2 separate regions of the Homo sapiens genome follow, and region 1 is linked to region 2. Evidence: read pairs that join two places in POLR2A ChIA-PET (ENCODE). Cell type or tissue: Panc1. All regions are shown on one strand. Links, peaks and the distances in the headings refer to the core of each region. The heading gives the core; the rest is flanking DNA.

Evidence for each region. Peaks named below come from ENCODE experiments on the same cell type or tissue, not always from the same donor. Only the 100,000 strongest peaks of a DNase experiment are listed, where the experiment ranks them.
Region 1: POLR2A ChIA-PET joins it to region 2 with 6 read pairs; 4 of 35 experiments call an interaction of 5 or more read pairs at or near these places.

What each region holds. Positions count from the first base shown.
Region 1 is chr4:40,434,524-40,447,119 of GRCh38, forward strand. RBM47 (RNA binding motif protein 47) reads right to left here. Exons shown (of 7, transcript NM_001098634.2): 4 at 3,248-4,401; 5 at 1,918-2,124. The coding sequence starts at 4,370. Among named protein-coding and RNA genes, the nearest start is that of RBM47-AS1, 15 kb to the left of the region's middle. In Panc1, for the core only: no CTCF peak of the experiment used is centred there; no DNase peak of the experiment used is centred there.
Region 2 is chr4:40,320,516-40,333,111 of GRCh38, forward strand. LINC02265 (long intergenic non-protein coding RNA 2265) reads left to right here. Exons shown (of 4, transcript NR_121641.1): 3 at 6,195-6,395; 4 at 9,645-9,904. Among named protein-coding and RNA genes, the nearest start is that of CHRNA9, 8.5 kb to the right of the region's middle. RefSeq lists an enhancer at 4,949-4,998. In Panc1, for the core only: no CTCF peak of the experiment used is centred there; no DNase peak of the experiment used is centred there; H3K27ac peaks cover 1,533 bases.

The sequences.
Region 1 (12,596 bases), core at 3,566-8,565, 110 kb after region 2:
GCCAAAGGGAGTTCCCTTCTCAACAAGTAGAAGCGACGACTCCCATATCCAGGCTCTATTTTATTAAGTTACAGAGCTGTGGGATCAGTTTTACTTTGCCCACAGTGCCAATGACATTTAAAAGGCAATCTAGTCTAAGGAGTCACTTAACTGCAGAAATTGCAGAATTTTTACACAGGCAAAAAAAAAAAAAAAAAAAAAAAAATCATTACTAGAATCATCAAAAGAAAGTTCAATTGGGGAAATGCTTTTTAACTCTATGAGGCCAATGTGTACCTATGTCCCAAATGCACAGATTCCTTGACTCTATTTTAGCTAGGGAGAGAAGTGTACAATCTCAACCAGAAGAAAATCAGAGTAGCTGGGCTCCAAACAGTTCTTCAACTTCCTCCTGCTGAAGCCAGGAGGGGTCTGGAGGAGGGTCGTGCCAATTACCCACGGACTGAGCTTTCCATGTGTTTGGATGCTTCTGCAGGGTGCTACGTGAGTTTGTGATAGACTCACACAATGGAGTTAATGTTTTTTGCAGGTTCGGATCAGAAGACCGGCCTCACATTAGATGGTCATGGGCACTAATGACATTAATAAACAGGTTTGTAGGGCCTGGAGGTGAAGGCTAAGTTCAGGGTCCCTGGCTTGAAATACTTGAGCATCCCTACTCCCAATCTACTGATCCAACTAGAGGAGGAAATGAGTGCTGGAAATGAGAAACCAGGGAATTAGCTGCAAAAATTTTCAGCAAAGGCCAGGTGCAGTGGCTCATGCCTGTAATCCCAGCACTTTGGGAGGCTCAGGCGGGTGGCTCACTTGAGGTCAGGAGTTCGAGAACAGCCTGGGCAATGTGGTGAAACCCCATCTCTACTAAATATACAAAAATTAGCCAGGCATGGTGGTGCGCGCCTGTAGTTCCAGCTACTCGGGAGGTTGAGGCAGGAGAATCGCTTAACCCGGGAGGTGGAGGTTGCAGTGTGCCGAGATCATGCCACTGCACTCCAGCCCGGGTGACACAGCAAGACTCCATCTCAAACAACAACAAAACTTTCACCACTGCCTTGTCCTCAAGCATTCTTATTTGCTCAGACCATGACAAGGGACAAAAGGTGCTGCTTACTCCTGAAGGGGAATTTTCTGCCCTTCCAAACAACTCTCAGAATGGGGCAATAAGCTCTACCCTCCGACTTCAGATGGTCGGGGCAGAAATAGGCCTGAGTAAGGAAAAGACAGGTTTTACCTGATAGAAGATACAGAGAGCCTCATGTTCTTCCTTTCTTCCCCCTACAACTCTCCTTACTTAGCCACAGACTGAGACAAAACCTAACAATGGGTGACAGCCCTTTGAAAACCTTACTGCATGGCCAGGCGCAGTGGCTCACTCCTCTAATCCCAGCACTTTGGGAGGCCGAGACGGGTGGATCATAAGGTCAGGAGATCGAGACCATCCTGGCTAACACGGTGAAACCCCATCTCTACTAAAAATACAAAAAAAAAAAAAAAAAAAATTAGCCGGGCATGGTGGTGGGCACCTGTAGTCCCAGCTATTCTGGAGGCTGAGATAGGAGAATGGTGTGCACCCAGGAGGCAGAGCTTGCAGTGAGCCAAGATCATGCCACTGCACTCCAGCCTGGGCGACAGAGCGAGACTCTGTCTCAAAAAAAAAAAAAAACAAACAAACAAACAAACAAAAAAAAACCTTACTCAGGCAAGTTTGATTTGAACATAGTCAAAGCTACACCATCCCCTGAAGTTCTAGATAAGGAGGTCCAGGGGGTCACTTTATTTTTGCCTTGTCTCTAGCTGCCTAGGAGAAGAGGAACCCCTGTGCAGATGTGAGAGCCTGAAAAACGCTTGGATTCACTTCAAACAGAAGGGCTGGGGTTTATGCTGAATGGGAGCATTCTCAATCTGCTTCATACTGACCTGTACCAGGTTTAATGGCAACTGGGTTGACGGTAGGGATTTCCAAATTCGGCACCAGTTCATATCCTTTTTCTTGCTGCTTTCCTTTCCCTTCATGATATCGGCTATATATACCACGACCAGCAGAATATCCCCCGAGGTAGGAACCCCTAGGCCCTGGGGCTCTGTTGCCAGCTGCACCTCGCCCTCGGCCTCTTATGCTGCCTGCTTGTAATAACAACACAAAAGATGATCAGCAACCAACAGTGACGGTGCTGGAGGCAGACCTCAGCCCTCGGTTCTCGGCATTTAACTGCCCCAGTCTTAATTGCAGGTGGCTACACCTTTGCTCTTTAATAGGCTGGTAAAGATGCTTCCAACATTCTATTTCAGCCTAGATTTGCATCCTAAGCATGTCTTCTTAGTACAAGAGGCAAACTTGCAGGGTGAGTTTCTAGGATTGTATCTGCAATTTCAGTAAAGAAAAACATTCATAGACTACCCACCACCCCCTCCCCCCCGCCAAAAAAAAAACTGTGGCCAGGTGTGGTGTCTTATGCCTGTAATCCCAGCACTTTGGGAGGCTGAGGCGAGAGGATGGCTTGAGCCCAGGGGTTCAAGACCAGCCTGGGGAGCATGGTGAGACCCTGTCTCAAAAAAAAAAAAAAAAAATATATATATATATATATATAAAATACATATATATATATATAAAATACATATATATATATAAAATACATATATATATATATAATACATATATATATACTATTAAATAATTTTTTTTAAAGTTAGCTTTGGAAGGGGATTTGCTGGTCCACCTTCCTCATTTCATGCTTGAGAAAACAGGCCAGGGGAGATTAAAGTGACTAACTAAAGTCACAGACCCAGTTAATCAGAGAACAGGACCCAGAACCTATGTATCTTATTTTCCAGGTTATGCTGGGTGTCATTATATCCTAATCAGTGATAACAAAAAACAAAATTAAAAATCACGGACTCCACCAACATCTTAAGATTTAATATCACAAGCAGGTTTTAACGTAAGCACCAAGAGAATGGTGGACTAGCCCCTAACCCGGTGGACCTCGGCAAGGAAGAATTCCAGCACTTGCATATTCCTGTGATTTTACCGCTCACCCCAGAACGATCTGTATTTCTATCAGTGCTGCATAAGTGACGGCCTTCGGTGCCAGGAAAGAATTAGACCCAGAATGCAAACCCAAAACGGGGGTGGGAGGGCCTTCAGCACCTACCAGCTCAGCAAATGCCAGCCACGGTATCCCTGGTGCCCCCTGCCTAGGAGGCAACGTTCTTGGGGGCCCCACCCAGGAGAAGAGCCCCCACTAACCTTTCACAAAGTAGTCCCTGTTGGGCCCAATGAGCGCGTTGTAGGGGTAGCCGTAGTAGGCCAGTGTGTAGGGGTCGCAGGAGTACACGTAGCTGGGCTGCTGCGCTGCCTCAGCCGCGCCGCCGCCCCTGGCTGCCTTCTGGTAGCGCGAGTACTGCTCCTTGTCCACGGGCTTGGCCAGCGTGACCTCCAGGCACGAGCCCTCCAGCTCAGTGCCGTTGAGGTTGTTCATGGCATGCACGGCATCCTCGCGGCTGGTGAAGTGCACGAAGGCGTAGTCGCGGATCTTCTTGACGCGCTCCACGCAGCCGGGGTTGAACTGGCCGAAGCTCTTCTTGATGGTGTCCTCGGTGGTCTCGATCATGAGGTTGCGCACGTAGAGGATCTTCACGGTCTCCATCACGTCCTCGTCCACGTCGATCTCAGGTTCGGCCCAGTCCACGGCGATCTGGTGGCCCCACAGCTGGATGCGGCCAGGCATGAGCTTGCGGCGAGCCATGGCAGCCGCGCGGTGGCTCTCGTACTCCACGAAGGCGAAGCCGCGGTTCTTCATCTTGTCGGCCGCGCTGGCGTAGACGATCACGTCCAGCACGCCCTCGGTGACCTTGGCAATCTCCTCCAGGATTTCCTCGCGCTTCTTCATCTTGGGGATCCCGCCGATGAAGAGGCGGCAGTTGTCCACGCTGCAGCACACGCCGAGCAGGCGGCCCGGGCGGATCTCGTAGTTGTTGAGCTCACGCACTGCGCGCTTGGCCTCGTGCTTGTGGCAGTACATGACGAAGGCGTAGCCGCGGTTCTTGCCGTCAAAGTCCATCATGAGGCGCAGCTCGTAGATGCGGCCCACGGCCTCGAACACGGGCACCAGCTCGTCCTCGTACACGTCGCGCGGGATCTTGCCCACGAAGACCTCGCAGCCACGCTGCGGGTGCGGGCCCTCCCAGCCGGGCGGTGGGCCGCCGTACTTGCGCTGCCCGTTCTCTTGCACCATGCTGTAGCCCGTGCGCTCCATCAGCGCCAGCAGTGCTGCCTCGTTGGGCGCGCCCGCCACGCCCTCGGGCACCTTGGCGGAGGACCCGGCGGCCGAGTCACTGCTCATGGCTGCGGTGGAATCCTCTGCGGTCATAATGTCAAAGGCATCCACAGCTGGCGGAAACCTGGGGAAGCAGAAAGAAGCGTGAGTGGGGAACCGCTGGATCTTGCCTCTTTTGGGTTGTGTTTCGCAGCCTTGCAAGTATGCATTAATAGGCCACGGGGAAGGGGAGGTGGTTTAAATGAGAAATAGGATGGAGGCGTTCTGGAAATGCAGCAGCCCTACATTTGTCTAAAATAGTCAAGTTGTCTTGCAGCAAAAACCAGAAGTGAGTTAGGAGAGAAAAAAAAAAATCAGAATGAGCAAGTACTTCCATTTCATCAGTACCCCGACAGCTTTGAAGTTTTGCGAAGCTGCTCTCATTTTTGGTAAAAACCTCACGTTCTTTTGCTTCATTCCTGCACCGTTAACTCCACCTGATTTCCTTGTTATATGGAATTTGACAAACTCCATGTATTTCTTTGGTGAACACAGCTTTCTTCTTTTCTTTTTTAAGGGAGTCTTTTTAATTGTAGGAATGGAAATACAGTGAAGATTTTAAATTATTAAAGAAAACTTTTAGGAGCTGTCATTGTATAGAGAGAGCTGTGTATTAAAGCTTTTTACAAGGAAGAAATGAAATGTGCACATTGCCACGGGCTTGGTCCAGGAACTGTAATAAGAGCTAATCTGATTTTGATGGTGGCATTCAGGTAAAATTCTTGGTGTGAAGCATTCAAAGATTTGGAATCAGTCCTTGAAGAGCTAGACTGACTTCAAGCTGGGGGACTGGGAAGCAGCATCTACCTGGTAAACCACACTATTGTTTTCAGAGAACTGTCACCTGCATTCTCTTAATTTTCTTAACCTCTGTATATGGTACATGGTATTATCCTCAGTCCCAATTTGGTCATGGGGAAATAGGCTTAGGTTGAGTAAACTGCCCCATTTCACACAGCAAGTGTCAGCTTGTAGGCAGACTTGATTCCAAGTTTTCTGGCTCCAGATTCCCTGTTTTTTCTTCCAAACCAATGCTGGGCAATCGAATTTTCTATGATGCTAGAAAAGCTGTCACTTGCCACATGTGGCTACTGAGCACTTGGAATGGGGCTAGTGTGACTGAGGAGCTGGATTTTAAATTTTAATTAAACAGCCACGTATCACAGTGCAGGTCTGAACTGTGCCGCCTTCACTTATATGGCCAAGGGCTCTGTGGAAGTGATTCTAAATTATGCAATAAGATTATTACGATGAGCTGCAGACTATACTTCTGTAATGAAAGGCTCCAATTCGCCTTTTAAAAAATGAAATCTATTTCATTTTTTGGACTATAAAAGTATTCAGTTAAATTTATAGAAAGTTAAGAAAAGTACATAAGAAATTATTCCTAATTTTCCTACCCAATGATAGCACAATGAAACTTTCTCATCTGTTTTCTAGATGTTTTCTTGAGGAGGTGGGAGGGGGAAGCCTGGCTTCCGCCTAATTTACATGGTGCTACTTTATGTTATAAGCATTCCTCTGTATTCTTAAAAATCTTTGTAAAAACATCATTTTTAATGGCCATATAAGGTTTCATCAATTAATTAGAACCCGGAGTATCATTCATTTTTTAAAATTTAGGACTAGGAGATGTATACAAGAATATTAAGGGAAATTTCAAGGATAATAAAAATGAATTTGATCATTGAAGGAAAAAATAAAACTATAATGAAACAAAATAAATCTGAGCTATTTATTTGCCAGATGGCCAAAATAGTCCTTTTGTGGTTAATTTGCTCTAATATCAAGCGGCAGTACAGTTTAGCAGGTAAGTATGTGGCTTCTGGAGCCAGACTGCATATGTTTGTTTGTGAATCTCAGCTCTAATACTTGCTAGTGTTAGCTGCTCCATGCCTCACCTCAGTTTCCCTACCTATAAAATCAGAATGATAATAATAGTATTAACCTCATTAAGTTTAGAGGAGTGAGTTAATACATACACAGCATTTTGAATGGTGCCTAGAATATTATAAATGCTCAAGAAATGTCAGTTATTAATTTCATCCAAACTTTTGAGTAAAATCTTAGACCAATTCTTTCAATTTTAGAGTAATTCTTAAGATAAACATCTTCAGTTCTTTAAAAATATCTGTTACACGTGGCTTCTATTCTTATTATTTTTTTCCTCTTCAAGTGCTTGGAAGCTGGTTTGACGTCTCCAGTTATCATGAAATTTTTTTGTAGTATACTTGGAAAATTAGTTTCTGTAGTTTCAAGTTGAAAAACATTTTTTTTTCTTTTTTTAAAAATAGAGATGGAGGGCCAGGCAGAGTGGCTTGTGCCTGTAATCCCAGCTCTTAGGGAGGCAGAGGTGGGAGGATTACTTGAGCCCAGGAGTTTGAAACCTGCCTGGGCAATATAGAAAGACCTCGTTCTCCACAAAAAAAGGAACCAAAAAAAAAAAGATCCCAATTAAAATAGAGATAGAGTCTCACTATGTTACCCCAGCTAGTCTCAAACTCCTGGGCTCAAGTAATCCTCCTGCCTCAGCCTCCCAAAGTGCTAGGATTACAGGCATGAGCCACCACACCCAACCAAGAAATTTCAACATTAAATCTGAACATGAAGACCTTTCCCTTCTTCCAAATGGAAGATAAGGATATATTTTTAAGAGGACTATTTGCATAAACACCCATGTAGTTACAATCTGTGACCTAGGCAGGAAATGCCAGGTACATATATAAATACATAGGAGACAATTCAAGATCTTACCTGTTGTACTGTATACAACATTAACTGACTAAAGTCCAAGGGAATAGAACTTATCTCTCTGCTGAGATAGGTGGAGTTGCCTTCCTGTCACCCTAACTGTGCTTTGAAACTACTATTCTACCTACAAAAACAGTCTTACAGTAGTCAGGCTACGGAGTCATTGCCAATTCCAACCCCAATAATATAAGAAAAAATCCTGTTTGCTTTCAGTCTGAAATCTGCTGGTGTCAGTAACACAATTATCTCTACATATTTTAAAATAGCGATAGCTTATTTCTTACATCAATGAGCCAAGAAAAGCCTTTCTTCACCTATGCTATCATCTTCTGTAATAAACAAACCATGTTAGCGACCCTGTTTTTATTTTTACTTTGGCCTCTAGGAAGTTCACGATTGATTTTTTTCACTCCAATTTTAGTAACTGTAGGGGACATTACAACACACTTTCATGTTCATCTAATTTGGGTTATAGTTTCATTTTTTAGTTTTCTTCTATTTTTTCAGTTTTCCCAGTGACATGAATTGAGCTGTTTGTATTATTTATCTTATTGTTCACATGTTCTTATAAACCATGTTGTAATTTTGGAGGAGACGAATCAATGCATACATACATGCATATATATCTAATTACAGCCAGACATTGATTAATGCAATATCCAAATTTGCTGTGTCTCTTACACCAACTACAAGTATTGCATACCAACAAGTGAGAACCACAATGAGATACTACTTCACACTCATTAGGATAGTTATTATAAAAACAACAAAAAACAGGAAATAAGCATTGGCAAGGACGTGGAGAAATTGAAACCCTCATGCAGTGCTGGTAGGAATATAAAATGGTACAGCCGCTGTAAAAAACAGTATGGTGGTTCCTCAAAAAATTAAACATAGAATTACCATTTGATCCAGCAATTCCACTTCTAGGTATATACCCAAAAGACTCAAATAGATACTTGTATAATGATGTTCACAGCAACAGTATTTACAGTTGCCAAAAGATGGAAGCAACCCAAATGTTGATCAATGGATTATGATAAACAGAACGTGGTATACATATACAATGCAGTATTATTCAGCCTTTTTTCTTTTGCTTTTTTTTTAGACAGAGTCTCACTCTGTCACCCAGGCTGGCGTGCAGTGGTGCAGTCTCTGCTCACTGCAACCTCCACCTCTCAGGTTCAAACAATTCACCTCAGCCTCCCAAGTAACTGGGACTACAGGCGCACACCACCACGCCCAGCTAATTTTTGTATTTTTAGTACAGGTGGGGTTTCACCATGTTGGCCAGGCTGGTCTTGAACTCCTGACCTCAGGTGCTCTGCCCGCCTCGGTCTCCCAAAATACTGGGATTACACGTGTGAGCCACCGTGCCCGGCTTATTCAGCCTTGAATAAAATTCTGATACGTGCTACAATATGGAAGAACCTTGAAGACATTATGCTAATAGTGAAATAAGCCAGACACAAAGGGATAAATATTATATGATTCCACTTATATAAGGTACCTAGAGTAGTCAAATTCATAGACAGAAAGTAGACTAGTGGTTACCATGGGCTGGAGAAAGGGAGGAGTGGGGAATTAGTGCTTCATGGGTGTGGGTGTCTTAATTAGGGATAATAAAGGTCTGGAGATGGATGGTGGTGATGGCAGCACAACAGTGTGAATATACTTCCTGCCAATGAACCATACACTTAAAAATGGTAAAATGTTATGTATAATATACCACAGTAAAAACAAAATCCTTTAAAAAAAAGAAAAGGTTCAGAGATGCAAAAAAGACAAAAATTAGAGTTGATAAAACTAGGATTTCATTAGAGGCCATTAAAAAATGATACACTGGGCTGGGCACAGTGGCTTACACCTGTAATCCCAGCACTTTGGGAGGCTAAGGTGGGCGGATCACCTGAGGTTGGGAGTTCGAGACCAGCCTGACCAACATGGAGAAACCCCATCTCTAATAAAAATACAAAATTAGCTGGGCGTGGTGGCACATGCCTGTAATCTCAGCTACTCAGGATGCTAAGGCAGGAGAATCCCTTGAACCTGGGAGGCGGAAGTTGTGGTGTGCTGAGATGGCGCCATTGCACTCTAGCCTGGGCAACAAGAGTGAAACTCCTTCTCAAAAAAAAAAAAAAAAAAAAAAAAAAAAAAAAAAAGGTACACTGACTCAGGTTAACACATTCAAGAAAATCTTATGGCCTACAAGTTTTATTCTCCTTATCATCATGTTTAATATACCATATTAAATAAATTATATGGTGTGCTACTCTACTCAATGAATTCAGATGCCAAACACTTAGATATATTAAAAGATAAATGAGGCTGGGCTCAGTGGCTCACGCCTGTAATTCTGGCACTTTGGGCGGCTGAGGCAGGTAGATTGCTTAAGCTCAGGAGCACGAGACCAGCCTGGGCAACATGGCAAAACCCCATCTCTACAAAAAGTACAAAAATTAGCCGGGCATGGTGGTGTGTGCCTGTAGTCCCAGCTATTTGGGAGGCTGAGGTGGAAGGATCACCTGAGCTCAGGAAGTTGAGGCTGCAGTGAGCTGTGACTGCGCCACTGCACTCCAGCCTAGGCAACAGAGTGAGAACCTGTCTCAAAAACAACAACAACAATAACGAAAAGGAAAAGATTTTCAAGTTACTTTGAAAAAGACAACTGTACAGCTAACATGACCCTTCTCTCAAAGATGTAATGAAATGCTTAACTTATTGTAATTATATGTGCTTTAGATTAGCATTGGCAAGCTATGGCTGTGGGCCAAATATGGCCTGCTGTTTGTTTCTATAAATAAAATTGTATTGGAACACAACCCTATCCTTAAAAAAAAAAAAAAGAAAAGATAATGTGTGGCTGCTTTTATACTACAATGGCAAAGCGAAATAGTTGAGACCCAGACAGTGTGGCTCATAAAGCCTAAGGTATTTACTCTCCGGCTCTGTTGACCCCTGGTCTAGGAGATGTGGAAGAGCGCATCCTTGAAGCTCTTAGATTCTGCTTGCTACGTATAATAGTTTTCCTATGCTGAATGATAACTTAATTTCAGGACTAATTTTTAAATTCTAACTGTTTTTTTTTTTTTTAGATGGAGTCTCACTCTGTCATCCAGGCTGGAGTGCAGTGGTATGATCTTGGCTCACTGCAATCTCCACCTCCAGGATTCAAGCGATTTATCTGCCTCAGCCTCCTGAGTAGCTGGTATTACAGGTGCGTACCATCATGTCCGGTTAATTTTTGTATTTTTAGTAGAGATGGGGTTTCACCATGTTTGCCAGGCTGGTCTCGAACTCCTGACCTCAAGTGATCTGTCTGCCTCCTAAAGTGCTGGGATTACAGGTGTGAGCCACTGTGCCCGGCCTTAAATTCTAACATATTTTAAAACAGTGTTGTTTGGCCGGGCGCGGTGGCTCATGCCTGTAATCCCAGCACTTTGGGAGGCCGAGGAGGGCGGATCACAAGGTCAGGAGATTGAGACCATCCTGGCTAACACGGTGAAACCCCATCTCTACTAAAAATAGAAAAAATTAGCTGGGTGTGCTGGTGGACGCCTGTAGTCCCAGCCACAGGGGAGGCTGAGGCAGGAGAATGGCGTGAGCCCGAGAGTCGGAGCTTGCAGTGAGCCGAGATCACACCACTGCACTCCAGCCTGGGCGACAGAGCGAGACTCCGTCTCAAAAAAAAAAAAAAAAAAAGACAGTGTTGTTTAGCTGCCTTTCCCCCTCTTCCAAGCTGTTTTCCGTTTAACTCCAATGGCCAAATTTATGAGACATGGAAGAAGAAAATATCTGATGAAGGTTGTTGGCTCAGCTCCTGACACTTATATATTAATAATTTCTTAAAATTCCAAAAGAGATACAAGAGGGTTTGTTTTCATTCATTCATTCATTCATTCAGCAAATAGTTATTGACCACCTGCTATGTGCCAGATACTGTGCTAGCTATGGTGGACCTCGTCCTTGTGGAGCTGACTTCTGAGTTAAGTGAACTCAGTTAACTGAATTACGCTTCAAATGCCAAATAGGTGAGAATTGAGGTATTTGTACTCATGGTTACTGACCAGAGCCTGCTTCAAAAGGGTCATACACCTCAACATTGTTAACATTCGTTTCTGATAAGGCCATAGTTCCCCAAGTTAAAAGCCCATATACCATCAGAATTTTGCTTTTAAATATATCAGGGGTGTCTGGGGACTAGTGTGAAATACCATATCCTGAATGTTGAGATTCTTGCTTGGGGCAGAAGTGTGGACAGAATGAATAATAAGTATACTTCAGAAGTAGAAACTTATCTGTGAGCAAATCAAAATATCTAGATAAATAACACAGAGTTCCCCAGTTTCATCCATTCACCATGTGACAGTTTTAAAAGGGACTGGGCATTCTGGTTTAGGCTTCGTAGCATGTTGAATAAATGCAAGTCTCTAGAGTCAGACAGTCTGAAGTCCAAATCTTAGTTCCTCTACTTCTAGCTGTGAACCTTGAGAAAAGCCATTTAACATCATTAAGAATCTATATTCTCATCTCTAAAATGATGACTGTATTAACCAATGTTTACTGAATGTCTATTATGTGACAGGCAGAGTGCTATGCTTGTGCATATTAACTCATTCTAATCCTCACAGTGTCTATATGGTATACGACTAGGGTCTCCACCCTACAGATAGGGAAACTGAGGCACAGAGAGGCTAAGTAGATTCTCAGTTAATGAGCATCAGAGCTGGTGTGTGAACCCTGGGAGTCTGATTTTCATCATAGGGCTGTGATGAGGATTAAGTAAAATGATTTGTGTAAAGTTCTTAGTGCAGAACCTAGCACTAAGTGATCAAGGAATGTTAGCACAAGAAAACTGAACTTAAGGCTGGGCGTGGTGACTCATACCTTTAATCCTAACACTTTGGTATGCTGAGGCAGGAGAATTGCTTGAGCTCAGGAGCTTGAGACTAGCCTGGGCAACATAGTGAGACCCCATCTCTACAAAAATTTAAAAAATTAGCTGGGTGTTGTGGCGTAACACCTGTGGTCCCAGCTATTTGGGAGGCTGAGGTGGGAAGATCACTTGAGCCTGGGAGGTCAAGGCTGCAGTGAGCTATGATTGTGCCACTGTACTCCAGCCTAGGTGACAGAGCAAGACCCAGTCTCAAAAAAAAAAAAAAAAAAAAAAGGAAAAAAGACAATAAAACTTAAAAAAAAAATTGAACTGGAGGGAAGAATCTTGCCCCATGTAGGATTCTGTGTTTATGGGAAAACAGGCAAGAGGTTATCCCAGCCAACTTTAAACCAGTCAGTAGAGAAGCCTAGCCTGTGAGTTCTGGTGGAGACTAGTGTATCAGAGTCTCCCAGATTCCTTTCATAGCAGGTAAGCTGTCTGGCAGTGTGATTCTCCACTGGTGATGTGGCTTATGCATCCATGTGTAAGCCTGTTTCTCACCTAATCCTTGGCTAAAGCACTTTGCAGAAGCTCTCCCAGAAAGAACATGAAGAGACTTGCCACATTGGATGCAAAATGTCCAACCATCTATG
Region 2 (12,596 bases), core at 5,780-10,779:
CAATCATGTATTTCATGAGCATTTATTGGACACCTCTTGTATATCAAATACTGGGGATACCAAGACAAATGGAGCATCTGAGAGATGCTCAGTCTGGCCGGGGAGACAATAGGTAAACAGTTGAGTAACGGGATGGGCACTGTGATAGAAGTATGTACCAGAAACCACAAGAACATAGGAGAGGAAGCACGGAATTCTGCCTGGGAGGTTGGAAAGGGCTTTCTCGATTAGGTGATTTTCAAGATGAGACTTGAAAGAGAAGCTGTTCACTGGTTGGGCATGGAGGGGACAACTATTCCAGGCTGAGGGACAACATGGAAACAGCATGGAGGCCCGAGAGAGTGCAGCAAATCACCTTGCTATTAGAGCTATGTGGGGCCGGGTGCGGTGGCTCATGCCTGTAATCCCAGCACTTTGGGAGGCCTAGGTGGGCAGATCACCTGAGGTCAGGAGTTTGAGACTAGCCTGGCCAACATAGGGAAACCCCGTCTCTACTGAAAATACAAAAATTAGCCAGGTGTGGTGATGCATGCCTGTAATCCCAGCTACTCAGGAGGATGAGGCAGGAGAATCACTTGAACCCGGGAAGTGGAGGTTGCAGTGAGCCGAGATCGTGCCACTGTACGCCAGCTTGGGCGACAGAGCCAGACTCCGTCTTAAATAAATAAATAAATAAATAAATAGAGGGGAAAAAAAGAAAAGAAAAGAGAAAAAAAGCTATGTGGGATGGCAGGCGATGCACCTGGTGAGGAAGGCAGGACAGAGAGTTTGAAGGGTCTCCTATGCCATGATTTAGAGCAGGGCCTTCATCCTGTGGGTGATGGGGGACATGGGAGGATTTCATACAGGCAGGGGAGTGTAACATGGTCAGAGTCCAAAACATTGAAGTAACAGCAGTGTGAGTGGGGACTAGAGGAAAAGGAGACTGAAGGAAGAAGGAACAGCCCCAAGATGGTTTTCAATAGTCCAGGAAATACTACCTTGTAGGGGTTTGGGGTGATAAGAGGGATGGCGTGGGCTTAGCAGACAGGATTGATGGAGCCTGGTAGCAGATGGGATGTAGTAGTATGTGAGGGGAATCTGGGACAACTCCCAGTATCTGGCATGGGGGACTGGGAAATGGTGACTTTCTTCATCAAAACCAGGAACCCATGGCAGGCCAGGGGAAGATAGTGAGTTCCACTTGACCACATCTGAAATGCTATGGAATCTCCAAGCAGAGCTGTCCAGGAAGTGGTTGGTATGTGAGAGTCTGAGCTTTGGGTAGATACTGGTTTTGGATGTAAAAAGGCTGGATCAGGTTTCTCTCTCTATAGACATTCAATAAACATTGTTTTGAGTAGCTAATTAAGAATTACAGGGCACTGGGAAAACAGAAGGATGTTGCAATGTAAATGTGGATGCTCTTACAGTAATGGACTGATGGTTGCAGAAAAGCTCAAGCTAAATAACACTAATTTTTCAGCTATAAATAAACCTGCCTCTGCAGTTGGGGTTTTCAATTACGCAGGAAAAAGAAATGCAGCCATGGAAACGAGGAAGAGAGCTACGCAGAGGGCAGCTCGTGCCTGCAGGGCAAAAATGTTAGCACATTCTAGCCAAAATGGATGGTGAAGTATAGTCTGATCCGGTGGAAAAGAAATGCAAGTCTAATGTCCTGGGTTCAAGTATGAGTTGAGCGTCTGTCACAGAGTATCAGACATGAAGCAAATGTTTGCTCTCTACTTTTAGAGATGTCGTCAGTGTTGTAAGCTTTTTATGTGTATCACCTCATTCAATCCTCAGAACAACCTCATGACAGAGTCTTTGTTCTGCCCCCTTTAGAGATGAGTAAACTGAACACAGAGAGTTTAAACAACTTTCCCCAGGCCACCAGCTAAAACGTGGCAATTCGATGATTTGAACCCAGACAGCCTGAACCCAGAATCCTTTCAGGGACTCTTCACTACTCCTAACTATGCTATGCTGCCTTTCCATGCAAAAAGCTAGGAAATATCACTTTGCACAGCCTTCATTTTCTTATCAGTCCATGGATTTTTGTAAAGAGCAAGGGGCATAATTTATATTAAGGCCTAAATGACAGATGTATATTTTCATTGTGTTTTCTATGATTGGCTCTTCAAGGGAGTAGTGTTTAAAGTTTTGCCCCAAATGTTCTTTTCAAGGAGAGCTCTGGGAGGTCCCATAATTCTGTGACTTTGCGTTTGCAGAACACAGCAGATGACCTGAGCAGCATTCAATCAGTGATCACTGTTTATTGAACTCAGTGTCACAATAATGTTCATGGACTCACAAGTAAGAAAGACCTCGGTTCTATCCCAGCACTGCAACTTGGACATGCTACTTAAAACTCTCCAAGCCTGCCTTCTGTAAATGGGATAATACCAGCAACCTTTGCAGAGGTATAAAGATTACCATGGTAAACTGTTTCCATGGTCACAGAATTCACAATCCAAGATAAAAGAGTCATTAAGCACACAGACACACAAATAGGCAAGCAAAGGTTGGAGAAGCACATTCTAGGAGAAAGGAACTGCAGAAATCTTGCGTTGGCAGGAACTTGACACGTTTGATATACTACAAGGTCGGCAAGACCTTCTCATAAATTTGTGAAGCAATTAGCATTCTTTTAGTCAACAGTCAGCATTTCTCTATGTGTGTAGTATATTTATAACTAATAAAGTAAAACTTATGCTTTTAAGAAAATATTTTTTCCCAAACATTTAAGTGTTAATTGCATGCCTAAATTAAGTTCGTTTTTTTGGTTTTTTGCTTGATTAAAATTACAACACAAATCCATTGGATCTTAAATACCTTAAAAGCCTTTAAAAACTGGCAAAACATACTAGTTATCACAAAGATTACAGAAATTATGACATAACATTGCTTTTTTTTTTTTTTTCAGACAGAATCTTGCTCTGTTGCCCAGGCTGGAGTGCAGTGGGGCAATCTCGGCTCACTGCAGCCTCTGCCTCCCGGGTTCAAGCAATTCTCCTGCCTCAGCCTCCTGAGTAGCTGGGATTACGGGCATGCACCACCACGCCTGGTTAATTTTGTATTTTTAGTAGAGACAGGGTTTCTCCATGTTGAGGCTGGTCTTGAACTCCTGACCTCAGGTGATCCGCCCGCCTCGGCCTCCCAAAGTGCTCGGATTACAGGCGTGAGCCATCGCGCCCTGCCACAATCAATCTTTAGGTTGGGCCCTTTGAAAAAACAGAATCTTGTTTCTGATTTCATGGAACTTTTAGGTCCCTTTTCTCTTCGAATAGATTTTGAGTTTTGGAAACCAGAAGCATATATTCTTTAAATTTTTCAAAATCAGCTTCCCTATCCCAGTTCAGCCATTATTATATATTGATTTGATCTGTTGGTGTGATTGATAATTTAGGTATGTTTTATCAATATCTCATTATAATTATATGATCATCTAAACCTTGCTACTCAATGTGTGGTCCATGGGCCAGCAGCATCTATATCACGTGGGATGCAGAATCTCAGCCTCAGTCAGGCCTCCTGACTCAGAATCTGCATTTGAACGAAACCTCCTGTGATCTGATGGCCATTTAAAGCCCAGATGACTCATAGAAAGGATGCAGCTACCTAGATATGAGGGATGGAGCCTGTGGCTGGCAATCCTCTTCAGGACATGCAACTAATTTGGCATCATGGAACCCACTATTACTCCCTCTTTTCTTATAGTTTGAGGTTTCATTATAACTGCTAAGATTTTCTTCTACCTTGACCAAGAGAAGAAGGCTTGGGACTGAATCCTGAGAAATCCAACATTGAGGGAAGAAGCAGATGAGGAGGAATTGCGTAGGAAGTTAAGAGAAAAGCTGGAGTTTTCCTGCCGTGGAAACCCAGAGAAATGACTGTACTAAAATAAGTAGTGAGCACCTCACTGTGAACATTAGCCATGTTCCTATTGGGATTGTTATGAGTAGCAATTTTAAAATGAAGAACAAATGCTATCTTAGACGGGCTAGAGAAGCTCATGGAGTCTCATCACAGAGGTCTCTCCCAAGAGTCATTTTCCCGGACCTTTGGAAGAAGGATCGATGGTCCCCCACGGTGTTGAACGAAGTGCTTATTTGCAGAATTAACTCACAAAAATGTTAAATTCAGAGGAAATGGTCTGTTCACTGAAGTGTTACATTTTCTTCTGAGGGGTGAGGTGAGGATGTGAAGGGAAAGGATGACAACAAGCCGAGGTAAACTTACTTTGAAAGAATAGTACAACCTTCCCACTACTTTGTTTTCTGGGCCTCCCATAGCACTTCATGCACTGATTTTTTTTAAACATAAACAAAAGGTTTAAATATTGTTTTCAAAATTCCCTACCCAGGACTGGGCACGGTGGCTCACACCTGTAATCCCAGCACTTTCGGAGGCCAAGGCGGACGGATCACTTGAGGTCAGGAGTTCAAAACCAGCCTGGCCAACATGGTAAAACCTTGTCTCTACTAAAAATACAAAAAATAAAAAAAATTAGCCTGGCGTGGTGTTGCGCGCCTGCAGTCCTGGCTACTCGGGAGGCTGAAGCAGTAGAATCGCTTGAACCCGGGAGGTGGAGGTTGCAGTGAGCCGAGAGCGTGCCACTGCACTCCAGCCTGGGCGACAGAGTGAGACTCTGCCTCAACAAAAACAAAAACAACAAAAAATTCTCTACCCTAAAGAATTGGGTAAAATCCAGTCCTCCAAACCAGGGGAAGAGTTAGTTCCTGGAATACTCTATTTTGATCTTGCAGAATTATACTCCGTTAGAAATTAATCCAGATAAGATACGAGAAAACAATAAAGCAGGAACATTCTAGAAAGTGTATTGATTAGGACAACTTGACTCTAATAATCTATTTCTTAGCTTAAATCTGTTAATAGATTTGATTATCATAAGCACTTGGCTATTAGCCAGAAATCCTGGATAAATGGACGGATCACTGTAAATTTGGTATTTGAAGCTGTTATATTTCAAGCTGTTTTTTTTTTCTTTGTATGTGCTGTCTCTTTAGAGCTGGTTAAAAACAGCAGATTTCACATATGACGTTATCTGCAGTGCCCTGTGCAGAGGCCTGCAGGGAGTTTACAGAGACACCTGGTGGCTGAGAAGGTGAAGTACCTTGGCTTTGTCAGAAGATAAAGGATTTGAATTGTGTCTAAATTTGGTTTCTTTTTGTGGCTGAGAATTTCACTCCTTTCTTAATTATTTTAGTAGAATTGCACATTTAAAAAAATAGACTTTGATTTTTAAAGATTATTTTTAGAGCTTTCACTCTTTCTTTCTGAAAAAAATCATCAACCAGGTGAATTGACCAGTTCCATCAGCTGGGCTGAATCTCATCAGGGCCAGGACCAGAGTGAGGCAGGAGAGGCACTTGCTTCCAGTGCACATTTAAGGGGGAGCCAAAAATATTAGTAATGAATATAGATAAATTTTTTTGAGACAGGATCTCTATCTGTCACCCAGACCAGAGTGCAGTTGTGTGATCATAGCTTACTACAGCTTTAAACTCCTGGGCTCAAGTGATCCTCCTGCCTCAGCCTCCCCCATGTAGGAGGGACTGCAGGTACGCATCACCATGCCTGGCTAATTTAAAAGAACTTTTCTTTTCTTTTTTTGGTAGAGATGGGGGTCTCATTTTATTGCCCAGGCTGGTCTTGAAGTCCTGGCCTCAAGTGATCCTCCCACCTCGACCTCTCAAAGTGTTGGGATTACAAGCATAAGCCACCATGCTTGGCCTTAATACAATATTTCTAAACATCAAAATTAATGCAAAATATTTCATTATAAATAAAAATACCAAAGTTTAAAAACAGGATTAGTGGCTGGGCATGGTGGCTCATGCCTGTAATCCCAGCACTTTGGGAGGCTGAGGCAGGTGGATCGCCTGGGGTCAGGAGTTCGAGACCAGCCTGGCCAACATGGTGAAACCCCATCTCTACTAAAAATGTAAAAATTAGCTGGGTGTGGTGATGCATGCTTGTAGTCCCAGCTACTTGGGAGGCTAAAGGAGGAGAATTGCTTGAACCCTGGAGGTGGAGGTTGCAGTGAGCTGAGATCATGCCATTGCACTCCAGCCTGGGCGACAGAGAGAAATTCTGTCAAACAAACAAACAAACAAAAAACCAATAACAACAACAACAAAAAAAAACAGGATTAGTATTGCCAATATTCTCTCTCTCTTTTTTTTTTTCAGGCTCCAATATGGCTCAGAAAGGCACTGAGAAAACCTAGCCTTAGCTAGGCTAAGAGCCTAGCTTCTGGCCTGGCTTTTACGTGGTCAGCGGATGTGCGTCCATCCCCCTGCACTGGTTCCCCTTGTCCTTTCTGTGGCTCTCCTGGATTCCTCTCGTTCAGCTCCTTGGTGTACAGAGCCTATGTCAATGGCAATGGTGAGGTAAGTGAGAAGAAGAAACGGAGAAAGTTAAAAAGTGTCTTTGAGGAAAACACTTGGGAATAAAATCTTCCAGTTCTCCTGCTTTACCTTTCAGTACCCTCCCTGCTTCCTTCCAAACATGCTTCCAGAAGCAGGCACCTAGGCCATTCATACCCACGGGGCTGCTCTCGGCTAAGTAGGCCTAGCCGAAGAGACACTGAGGGCAGGTGGGCAGGTGGGGTGGGAGATGGAGCAGCGCGTTGCTGACTGGGAGAAAGCACCTCCTTGCCTCTTTTCAGTTTTAACATGTCCCTTTAGTGCCCACTTTCCAGAACAGGGCAGAGGATGGGGGAGCGGGAGATGAGTGAGGTCTTGGGGCCATGGGGCCATGCTGCTTCTAAGGGGGCAGAAGCTGTGGGAGAGGTTGGGGGCTGGTAGCTCTCAGAATAGCCTGGGAAGGGTATCAGCTGGGTTTGCACAGTGTTGTCTCCGAATCTCCCAGCTCCCCTTCTCTATGATTAGCATCCTTGAAGTAGCGTGCTACTGTTAACAGAAGAGCAGAGTGTGCCCCTTCTGCTTTTTCCCATGCTTGTCATTTGCCTAACTCTTACAATGTTAGCAGAGAGACAGTGTTTGCAACGAGCAGGGAAATATTGCACAATTGTGACTGCAGGGTCTGCTATGAGAAGAGGAAGCAGAGCCAGTGGGGTGAGAACCTCCTGGGATGAGAAGGGGTCGGAAACTCAAGAACAAAGGAAAATGTCTGAGAAGTCCCAAGGAGCAAGTGGGCTACCATTGAGGACAGAAATCTCCCATGGATGAGGTCTCCTCTGTGCAGCAAAGAAAGACCCCAGAAACAGGAGGAAGCCAGGAGATACTCACCCTATACCACACTGTACAGTTTTATAGCTTTCAAATATATTCCCTCAGGGGATTTCAGGGAAAATAGTATGCACCCTCTGACAAAGCACAGACATCAGAGCCCGCTACAGTCCCCAGATCACTCACTTGGACATACTGGATACCCTGGATCATATATCAGCTGCTCTCCTGACCCAGAAAACTGCATGTCTCTTATCACCCACTCATGTCTCTTCATGAACTTGGCTCTTCTGTTGGCAACTTTATGAGTTTCTTTTTACCAGTGGGTGCTTTCTGACTACCGTAGCCTGTGTGGTTTGGCAAGGGGAATCATAGTGGCATTCACTGAGAGTCTTGCTTTGTGCCAGGTGTGTGCTTGGTACTTTATCTGCTTTCTCTTGAATCCTCACAATAACCCTTTTGGGTAAAATATTATAATCTTCCTTTATACAAATGAGAAAATGAGACTCTGAGAAATAATTACTACTAACATGACTAGTAAGTGGTGGTCCTAGGACTTGAACTGGGGCCATAGGACTCCTCCTGTGTCCTTAGGTCCTTTCTGTTGCATTAGGTCAGCAGAGACATGGGGAGATGCCTCCACACCCTCCCCCTGCATCCTTGGCAGATGCTGCTAACTGGATTTGGTGGTTGTTTCCCTTGAGCTAGGACTATGTATAAGGGAAAAATTATGGTCCATGTTCTCAAGGAATTTTGCTTTGACATAGGTTAAAATATAACACAGCAGTAGACTGACAATGTAAGGCTGTAAATAACATCCTGGCCATGAGTGCTAAAAAAATCAGGTAAGCTTATGAATCATAGGAAATATACCCACCATTCTTTGTCTGAAAGCTGGCCTTTCCCTTACTTCTTAATTCCTTAGATTTCTCATTCTAGATATTACTCATTTATGCATCAACAAATATCCTCTAATATCCTCTCTGTATCTGGGAGAATAGCACAGAACATGACAAAGCCCCCACTTTTGTGGAACTTAATTTTAGTAGGGAGACAGACGATAACTACCAAGTGCAATGCATACATGCAGGTCAGCTGGTCCTAAGTGCGAGGAAGGGTGGATCCCAGAGATGGAGAGAGGGCTGGGATGTTACTCTACGTAACATCATCAGGGAAGGGCTTCTGATAAGGAGGCACTAGGCAGAACCCAGGAGGAAGAAGAAGGGGAGTCAGGAGGATATGCTAATGGTGCTCCAGGCAGAGGGAACAGAAGGAGGGGCGCAGTGTGCATGTGGAATGCAAGGAGGCCAGCACGGCTGGAGCTACATGAGCGAGGGGGAGAGTGTTGGAGAAGGAAAGTCGGGGGAGACATCACGTACGGCCTTGTAGTTGCCAGTAAGGATTTTGGCTTTTATTCCAAATAAGGTGAGAATCCACTGGAGAGAATCCACTGGGCAGAGGGGTGACATGATCAGATTTGTGTTTTAAGATGACCACCTGGCTGGGCTTGGTGGCATGTACTTGTAGTCCCAGCTATCTGGGAGGCTGAGATGGGAGGATCTCTTGAGCCCAGGAATTGGAGGCCACAGTGCACAATGATAATGAGGGAGTGCAGTGAATAGCTGCTGCACCCCAACCTGGGCAACACAGTGAGACCCCCATCTTATAAATTATTTAAAAATAGGCTGGTCATGGTGGCTCATGCCTGTAATCCCAGCACTTTGGGACTCTGAGGCAGGTGGATCGCTGGAGCTCAGGAGTTTGTGACCAGCTTGGCCAACATGGTGAAACCCTGTCTCTACTAAAAATACAAAAATTAGCCAGGCATGGTGGCAGGCACCTGTAATCCCAGCTACTTGGGAGGCTGAGGCAGGAGAATTGCTTGAACCTGGGAGGCAGTGAGCTGAGATTGTGCCACTGCACTCCAGCCTGGGTGACAGAGTGAGACTCCGTCTCAAAAAAAAAAAATTAAATTAAAAAAATAAAAATAGAAATAAAAAATAGATGAAATGAAATAAAATGACCGTCTGGCTCTTACCTGGAGAAGGGAATTCAGGGGCACCGTTGGCTGCTAGGAGGCAAGTGTGGTTGGTGCAGATGGCAGTCAGCAATGGCTTAGACCAGGAAGACAATAGGGAAGGTGGGGAGAGGCGGCTGGGTTCCCGATATGTTGTGAAGGTGGAACTGCTGGGATTCATTCACAGATTGGATGTGGGGTGTTCCAGGTTGAATTGCATCCTACAGAATTCACACGCTGAAATCCTAACCCCCAGTACTGAAGAATGTGACCATATTTGGAGATATGGTCTTTAAAGAGGTAATTAAGGTTAAGTGAGGTCACTGGGGCGGGACTAATTTCATCTGAGGAGACAACGGGTTTCGGTACAATCGGGGAATAGGGTCACAACCTAGAAACCAAACAGAACTCTGGGACTCTGTATCTCTTAGGGAAATTGCCAGAGCCCTGCCCTCCAGGCCTGTCCTTATTCATGGGGATCTGAGAAGAAGAGATTAGGACCCAGACATGCACAGAGGAGACCCTGTAAGGACACAAAGAGAAGACAGCCATCTGCAAGCCAAGAAGAAAGGCCTTGGGGGAAACCAGCCCTGCCCACACCTTGGTCTGGACTTCCAGCTGATTCTTGGATGAGCTGGTCCTTAGGCACGGAGGCAGGACTGTGAGAAAATAAATTTCTGTTTTTAATTCACCTGGTCTATGGTATTTTGTTGTGGGAGTCCAAGTAGACTAATACATGGGGTTTGAGAGAGAAGAAGCGAGGATGATGCGCAGGAGTTGGATCTGTTTGAAGTTAGGTTAGGAAAGTTCATTTCCTTCACGATGCCCAGAAGCACCAAGAGAGATTGTCCCGCTGGGTTTCACTCAGAAGAGTTTTCCAGTCCACTACACACCACTGACAGAGCCAGAGTACAGTGGGACAAGAGTGAGACACAGGCACATGCAGTCACAAAAGGAGAATCGGCTCCATGCCCAGTGTGATCACCTTCAGGTGCCCACACCATAATGAGCTCCGGTCCGACGTTCCTGTTGGCCCAGAGGTCCTCCTTCCTCCCCTTCCTGAATCGCTTTTGTTCTGATCTAACCTGCACTTCCCCAGGCCAATGGATTTGAGTACAGCTGGGGAAGGGAGTTGCTAGGATTTCTAGCAATCTAGAAACAAAACTGTGTTCTGGGACTCTGTACTTCTCAGTGAAACTGCCAGAGTTCTGCCCTCCAGTCCTGTCCTTATTCATGGGGACCCCAGAGAGACTCACTTGAACTTCTGACCCATTCCCCTGCTGCTCACCCTGCCAGCCCCTGGCCTGGCTGTAGCCACAGTTCCCACCATCACCTATATCTGGAAACTCTAATTCCTCATCCACGACACTATCACGGTCACCCTGTGGAAGTGAGGAGGCTTGCCCAGCCTCCAGACATCCAACAGGGTTGCTTCCTACTCTTTCCAGTTCTCTTACATTTCTGATTCCTTATTAGAAAGGGTTCTTCCATGCCCAGAGCCTCCGCTGGAAGGCAGTTTGAGTCTCACTGGCTGAGCTGCAGTGGGAGTCAGCCCTGGCCCTGCCATGCGTCTGCGCATGTCAAGCTCTTTTCCCTGCAGGCTTTGCCCCTTCTTCATCTGGAACGCTGTTTCCTATTGCAATTTTCATGAGCAAAGTGGATTTATGGATCTGTTTATCTATGTCAGGGGTCAACAAACTATGCCCTGCCACCTATTTTCGTAAATAAAGTTTTATTGGAACATAGCCACACATTCATTTTGCTATAGGCTGCTTTCATAGTACAATGGCAGAGAAGAGTAGTTGGTACAGAGACCATATGGCCTGCCAAGATGAAAATATTTACTATCTAGCTCTTTGCAGAGAGTTTGCCAATCTCTGTGACGGAGTTAGATTGTGTAACTCTCACAAAATGGATAAGAGGATTAAAAAGACTACTGCAGAAATAAGTAAGTAAATAAATAAATCCACGGTGGACTGACAATAATATTAACATCACAATAAAAAAGGACAACAAGAAAATAGTAGGACTGATATTCTTCCACCCACAGTACAAATTGCTTGTCACATAAAACAATTATCCTCTAACCAGGTCTGTCAAGAAGTTGGGAGAGAGATTGGGTGAGGGAGAGAGATGGAAGGGGGAGAGGAAGAGGGGAGGAAAAATAAATAAATTAAATAAATAAATATATAAATAAACAAATAGTGGCATTGAGCTACAAATGACATGCTTAGCATGTCATTTTCCCCTTTAATGATCATTTATCCAGCAATTTTATGGTCAAGCACTATTTTTAGGGTTCCACATGCATTAACTGATTCAGTCCTCAAAACAACCCCAAGAGGTAGGCACTATTTATAATTGTCCCCATTTTATAGATGAAGAAACTGAGGTCGAATAATCTGGCTGAGCTTACACAGCTAGTAAGTGGTGGGGTTGGACTTGAATCCAAGCAGTTCAACTCCAGGGTCTGTGCTCTTAAACTCTACATTATACTGCTTTTGATCAAGAATACGAAGTGGCTGGGCATGGTGACTCACCTGTAATCCCAGCACTTTGGAAGGCTGAGGCAGGTGAATCACGAGGTCAGGAGTTCAAGACCAGCCTGGCCAAGATGGTGAAACCCCATCTCTACTAAAAATACAAAAAAAAAAAAAAAAAAAAAAAAAAAAAAGCCGGGCGTGATGGCAGGTGCCTGTAATACCAGCTACTTGGGAGGCTGAGGCACAGAATTGCTTGAACCCAGGACGTGGAGGTTGCAGTGAGCTGAGATCACGCCACTGCATTCCAGCCTGGGCAACAGAGCAAGACTCAATCTCAAAAAAAAAAAAAAAAGAAGAAGAAATAGAAAACAAAGACAGAAGTAAACCCTAAAATGTTTGGAGAGTGGTGCCATGGGCAGCCCTTTTGGCATGACTTTGCGTCCTAACTACCAATCTTATCCTAAACTCTGGTGCAAGGTGAAGGAATTCATGTAGCTGTCTTTTAAAGGAGCTTTGAGGGGGTTTTTTTGTTTGTTTGTTTTGTTTGTTTGTTTTTCAAGACACATATCTAGGATAAATCCAGCAAATTTAGAAAGTAGAAGTGAAATAGGTCCTTGGGGATGGCATCCCATTGAGGTATCTCCTGCCATTTCAGTGAGTTGTGAAGCATTGGTTAGCATGCGTCATGGCTCTGAGTGCCTAGGACAGCACTCCTCTGTGAAGAGCCCAGCCTCCTGGGGAGGTTGAGGGTCTCTGGCATGGTTCTTGGTGGAGAGTCAGCATCCTTTACCCACCTTCCTGTGGGGCAGATCGAAGTCCCACCTGCCCTTGGCTGAAAGGAAGTGCATTCCCAAGCCTCCTAAAGGCACACTTGACCTTGATTTCCTCTGAGCTTCCTCA